Regions from separate parts of the Homo sapiens genome. Here region 1 is linked to region 2. The links are chromatin loops, found by intact Hi-C in ENCODE. Cell type or tissue: A673. All regions are shown on one strand. Links, peaks and the distances in the headings refer to the core of each region. The heading gives the core; the rest is flanking DNA.

The links. Peaks named below come from ENCODE experiments on the same cell type or tissue, not always from the same donor. Only the 100,000 strongest peaks of a DNase experiment are listed, where the experiment ranks them.
Region 1: a loop joins it to region 2, with 5 times the contacts of the local background. A loop is called at or near these places in 3 of 110 quality-filtered maps.

The regions. Positions count from the first base shown.
Region 1 is chr19:34,040,857-34,043,773 of GRCh38, forward strand. No RefSeq gene overlaps it. Among named protein-coding and RNA genes, the nearest start is that of LSM14A, 130 kb to the right of the region's middle. In A673, for the core only: a CTCF peak has its summit at 1,258 (motif pointing right); a DNase peak (open chromatin) is centred at 1,275.
Region 2 is chr19:34,344,476-34,347,392 of GRCh38, forward strand. All of the region lies in intron 10 of GARRE1 (granule associated Rac and RHOG effector 1), which reads left to right. Among named protein-coding and RNA genes, the nearest start is that of GPI, 19 kb to the right of the region's middle. In A673, for the core only: a CTCF peak has its summit at 1,588 (motif pointing left); a DNase peak (open chromatin) is centred at 1,556.

The sequences.
Region 1 (2,917 bases), core at 303-2,802, 300 kb before region 2:
TGCAGGCTGGAGTGCGGTGGCATGATCCCAGCTCACTGCAAGCTCCGCCTCCCGGGTTCACACCATTCTCCCGCCTCAGCCTCCCAAGTAGCTGGGGCTACAGGCGCCCATCACTAAGCCCGGCTAATTTTTTTTTTTTTTTTTTTTTTGTATTTTTAGTAGAGACAGGGTTTCACCGTGTTAGCCAGGATGGTCTCGATCTCCTGACCTCGTGATCCACCCGACTCGGCCTCCCAAAGTGCTGGGATTACAGGCGTGAGCCACCTCATTTTCTTTATCCAGCCCACCACTGATGGGCACCTGGAAAAGCCCATTCTCTTGTAAACCCATTCTAATCAGACTTTTGTCCCATCCTTCCACAGAAACTGCTCCCAACAAGTTAACCATGACCTCCACAATGGTTGATTCTCACAGCTCACTCAACAGAGCTCTTCCTCCTTCTGGGTATGCCTGGTTCACTTGGGTTTGAGGATACACATTCTCCTGGTTTCCTTCCTGCCTCGTGGAAATGCCAAAGTAGAGAAGCCACCTGCCCGTGAACCTAAGACACTAAAATCCTGAAGTGTGTGGACTGCATTCCTGAATTAAAGGCTACCAAAAATGTCACTGTCATGACATACCCACCCCAGATATATACAAAGCAGTTAGACGGGAACAAAATTAAGGGGATAATTATTCATTACAAAACTACTACCTTCACCAGAGGCCAAGGTTAAAATAATAATCTAAACACTAATCTTGTTCTTAGTTTTAATTAATTTTCTTTAAGATGCTCATCACCATTGAGAAACCTGCACAAATGAATGCTAATTCATTTCACTGAAGTGAAAGAGAAAGGGGCTTTTTTGTTTTAAATGCTTTTCTGATTTTTTTTTAAATTAACACTGCTAACCTATTTCATGTTTAAAATCTTCTCTGCCGAGGCTCAAGTTAGGTTTCCCAATGGAAGAAGAATACAGCTCCTGGGAATTAGGGCAAAATGGCTTGTTAAATGAATGAAGACAGAGGCTGAAATACAAATATTTTGTGAAGTGTTCATATTTTATCAGCCAAAATGAGCTATAGCAAATCATCACATGTCTAAAAAATGTAGAGAATACTGGGAGCTGCTCGTTTTACATCGAGTCGACCTTCTGTTGCTTTAATGACCTGATCTGAAATAACCTGGCAGGCTCAGCATCACCCCCAAGGTCCGTGTCAGCAAAGGGACCCACTGTGTCCATCACTGACATGACGCACGCGCCTGGCTGCCACTCACCAGCAGGGGGCACTGCGCCGGGGCCTTTCTGTAGGCAAAACCACTCAAAAGCTAAGGATTGAGAAACATGTATTCCGGGAGACAGAAAAATGTGCGTCAGTGTCACCATCTCAGACAAACTCATTGCCACACCATCGACAGGACATCTTCATGTGTGTCTTCATAACAATATCCACTGTAGGGTGTTCTGAGGCCCAGAGCCTATCCCAGAATTACAAATAAAATAGTAGTGAAGCCAAAAATACCAAGTCTATCTGAAACCCTTTCAGTGAGCATGATTTTTATTTTATTTTATATTTTGAGATAGGGTCTCTCTCGGTCACTCAGCCGGGAGTGCAGTGACACAATGATAACTCACTGCAGACTTGAATTCCCGGGACTCAAGTGGTCCTCCCACCTCAGCCTCCTCAGTAGCTAGGACTATGGCATGCACCACCATGCTCAGCTGAATTTTTTTTTATTTTTTGTAGAGACAGGTTCTCACTTTGTTGCCTATGCTGGTCTGGAACTCCTGGCCTCAAGCAATCCTCCCACCTCGGCCTCCCAAAGTGCTGGGATTACAGGTATGAGTCACCGCTCCTGGTCAACATCTACATTTTATATTTGGGGAAAGTGGGGCCCATAAATTATGTATTTTGTGATATATGAGAGACAAAATAAGAGTTTTAATTGCATTTAATATTTAAAAGACTGTAATGGCTGACCCATAAAACAGGATTTTATCCATGATTTCCTCTCTAGTGAATCATTCCTATCAGCACAAATTTTTCCCATGTTAAAAAAAAAATAAGTTTTGGCTAGGTGCAGTGGCTCATGCCTGTAATCCCAGCAGTTTGGGAGGCCAAGGTAGGAGGATCACCTGAGGCCAAGACTTGAAGACTTATCTGAGCAACATAATGAGACTGCTGTCTCTACCAAAAAAAAAAAAAAAATTAAAAATTAGCTGGACATGGTGGCATGCACCTGTAGTCCCAGCTACTCGGGAGGCTAAAGGGGGAGGACCCCTTGAGCCCAGGAGTTTGAGGCTGCAATGAGTGGTGATTGCACCACATCACTCCACTCCACTCCACTCCCTGTCTCCAAAAAAAGAAAAAAAAAAAAAAAAAGTTTTGGCCTTTCTTTCCCTTCTCATTACTGCCCCCATTTCTCTCTTTCCCTTTATAGGGAAGTTGTGTGGTAAACACACTCTACGATGAGTATTCACATCCTTGAATAAACTCCTCCCCTTGAAGGAGGACATAGTTTGCTTGAGTGTGAGCAAAGCTGTGACTTGCTTCTAACCAACTGTATACAGCAAAATCAATAGGATGTCACTCCCAAGATTACATACTATTAAGACTCCATCTTGCTATCAAACTCACTCTAACACTCTCTCTCAAGATAGTTCTGAAGAAATAAGCAGCCAGGATAGGAGGCCAATCTATCAAGAAGCTAAAGACAACCTCTAAGAGCTGAAAGCCACCAAGAAGCCAGGACTCTAAGTCCCACAACCACAAGGAAATGAGTTCTATCACCAACCTGAGTGAGCTTGAAAGCACCTTCTTCCCCAGTTGAGCCTCCAGATTAGAACACAGTCAAGCTAATCCCTTGATGGCAGCCCTGTGAGACCCTAAGAAGAGGACCCAGTTAATCTGTGCCCAGACTCTTGTGAGATAATAA
Region 2 (2,917 bases), core at 310-2,809:
AGCTACTTGGGAGGCTGAGGCAGGAGAATGGCGTGAACCCGGGAGGCGGAGCTTGCAGTGAGCCGAGATCCCGCCACTGCACTCCAGCCTGGGCGACAGAGCGAGACTCCGTCTCAAAAAAAAAAAAAAAAGAGGACACTCCTTGCTGAAACACCCAGCATTTGTTACAGGAGGGAAGTTAATGCTGGGGTTAACACTCCTTTCTCTTTTTTTTTGAGACAGAGTCTCACGTTGTTGCCCAGGCTGGAGCGCAGTGGCGCGATCCCCACTTACTTGCAACCTCTGCCTCCTGGGCTCAAATGATTCTCCTGCCTCAGCTTCCTGAGTAGCTGGGACTACAGGTGCCTGCCACCACACCCAGCTAATTTTTTTTTTTTTTTATACGGAGTCTCGCTCTACCGCCCCGAGGCTGGAGTGCAGTGGCGCGATCTCGGCTCACCGCAAGCTCCGCCTCCCGAGTTCACGCCATTCTCCTGCCTCAGCCTCCTGAGTAGCTAGGACTACAGGCGCACGCTACCATGCCCAACTAATTTTTTGTATTTTTCATAGAGACGGGGTTTCACTGTGTTAGGCAGGATGGTCTCTATCTCCTGACCTCGTGATCCGCCCACCTCGGCCTCCCAAAGTGCTGGGATTACAGGCATGAGCCACCGCGCCCATAGAGATGGGGTTTTGCCATGTTGGCCAGGCTGGTCTTGACCTCCTGACCTCAGGTGATCCACCCACCTCAGCCTCCTAAAGTGCTGGGATTACAGGCATGAGCCACTGCATCTGACCATTGCTCATGTCTTCTGAAAATTCTTCATGCCGCTGCTCTTGCTGTTTTGTGCTTGCTCCCCTTGGGTGGATGGATGTAGGAAACCCTTGTGCCTGCAACCCTGGGCCACAAGAAGGGTAAACACCTCCATCCTGCTAAGAAACAGCAAGCCCACTGGCTGCCACCCACTGGTGTGGGCACAGTGCGTTTTCTCAGTTGATCATAGATGGTGTGTACATTTTTTGACTGTCATATAACTAAATCCAGAGTATAAACAGTATTTGTCAGAATTGTGTCATATTTGAGGCCGGGTGCAGTGGCTCATGCCTGTAGTCTCAGCACTTTGAGAGGCTGAGGCCAGCGGATTGCTTGAGGCCAGGAGTTCAAGACCAGCCTGGCCAACATGGCGAAACCCCGTCTCTACCAAAAATACAAAAAAATTAGCCAGGTGTGGTGGCACACACCTGTAGTCCCAACCACTTGGGAGGCTGAGGCACGAGAATTACTTGAACCCAGGAGGCAGAGGTTGCAGTGAGCTGAGATCACGCCACTGCACTCCGGCTTGGATAACAGAGTGAGACTTTGTCTAAAAAAAGATTTATTTTTAATAAATGAATAAGAATGTTATCATATTTGACCTCTGAGTCCTGGATACCTCTTCTGTCTGTAGACTACAAATCCTACTCTTTCCCTTCTGGGTGTTCCTTTCTGCACCTGAAGTCCATGGTGTAGTTTTCTACAGACCTTGCCCCGAGGGCATAAGATCTGCATAGCCCTTGATGCAGATTAAGGAGGGGCACCCCTCTGGACAGAATCAGAGGGCGCCATCTAGTGGCCCCGTCTAGATAGGCAAAATCAGTGCGGGATGGGGAACGGGAGACAGGCCAGCATGACTGAAATCATCTTGTGACAGTGCCCTAAGGATAAGTTGATAATGGGATTGTGCCCTAGTATCTTCCCTAATTTTAAGCTAAAAAATGCATTGCTGAGTCACATTTGATTTATGATGCATGGATGCTTTCCTGCCATATGTTTTTTTTGACACTTTCTGTAAACGCCATCTGTGCTTTTCTCCCATTTGTACTGCCCTGTATATCCCCGTTCAGCATTGCCAGTGTTTCCAGCCACCTCTTAAAGCATTCTGAAGTTTCATTTTATTCTTTGCCACACTTAAGATGTTCAGATGGAATGAGCAAATCTCCTGTCAATAGCCAGGAAAATACTAGATCAAACTTTAGCTTAAGTGGGATCAGCATATAACCTCTATCTGGCTGACCCCAATGCTTTGATGCTTTGTTAACGTTCAGGTTATCAGTTGGCCAAAGTCATCATCTGATTTTCGAAGTTGTTAGCTAATGACTCTAGGCTACATACAGAGCACCAAGACAATGGACTTTTTTTGAGTTGGAGTTTTGCTCTTGTCACCCAGGCCGGAGTGCAATAGCGCGATCTTGGCTCCCTGCAACCTCCGCCTCCCAGGTTCAAGTGATTCTCCTGTCTCAGCCTCCTGAGTAGCTTGGATTACAGGTGCCTGCCACTACGTCCAGCTAATTTTTGGTATTTTTAGTAGAGACGGGGTTTCACCATGTTGGCCTGGCTGGTCTCGAACTCCTGACCTCAGGTAATCCACCTGCCTTGGCCTCCCAAAGTGCTGGGATTACAGGTGTGAGCCACCAAGCCCAGCCCAGTTTTGTTTTGTTTTGTTTTTAAAGACAGGGTCTAGCTCTGTCTCTCAGGCTGGAGTGCAGTGGCGCAATCTTGGCTCACTGCAACCTCCACTTCCTGGGCCCAAGTGATCCCCCCACCTCAGCCTCCCAAGTAGCTGTGACTACGGGTGCACACCACCACACCCAACTAATTTTTTTTTTTTTTTTGAGACAGAGTCTCACTCTTTCGCCCAGACTGGAGTGCAGTGGCACGATCTCAGCTCACTGCGACCTCTGCCGCCTGGGTTCAAGTGATTGTCCTGCCTCAGCTTCCCGAGTAGCTGGGATTACAGGCGCCTGCCACCGAACCCAGCTAATTTTTGTATTTTTAGTAGTGGTGACAGGGTTTCACCATCTTGGTCAGACTGGTCTTGAACTCTTGACCTCGTGATCCACCCACCTCAGCCTCCCAAAGTGCTGGGATTACAGGCGTGAGCCACCGCGCCTGGCCCAC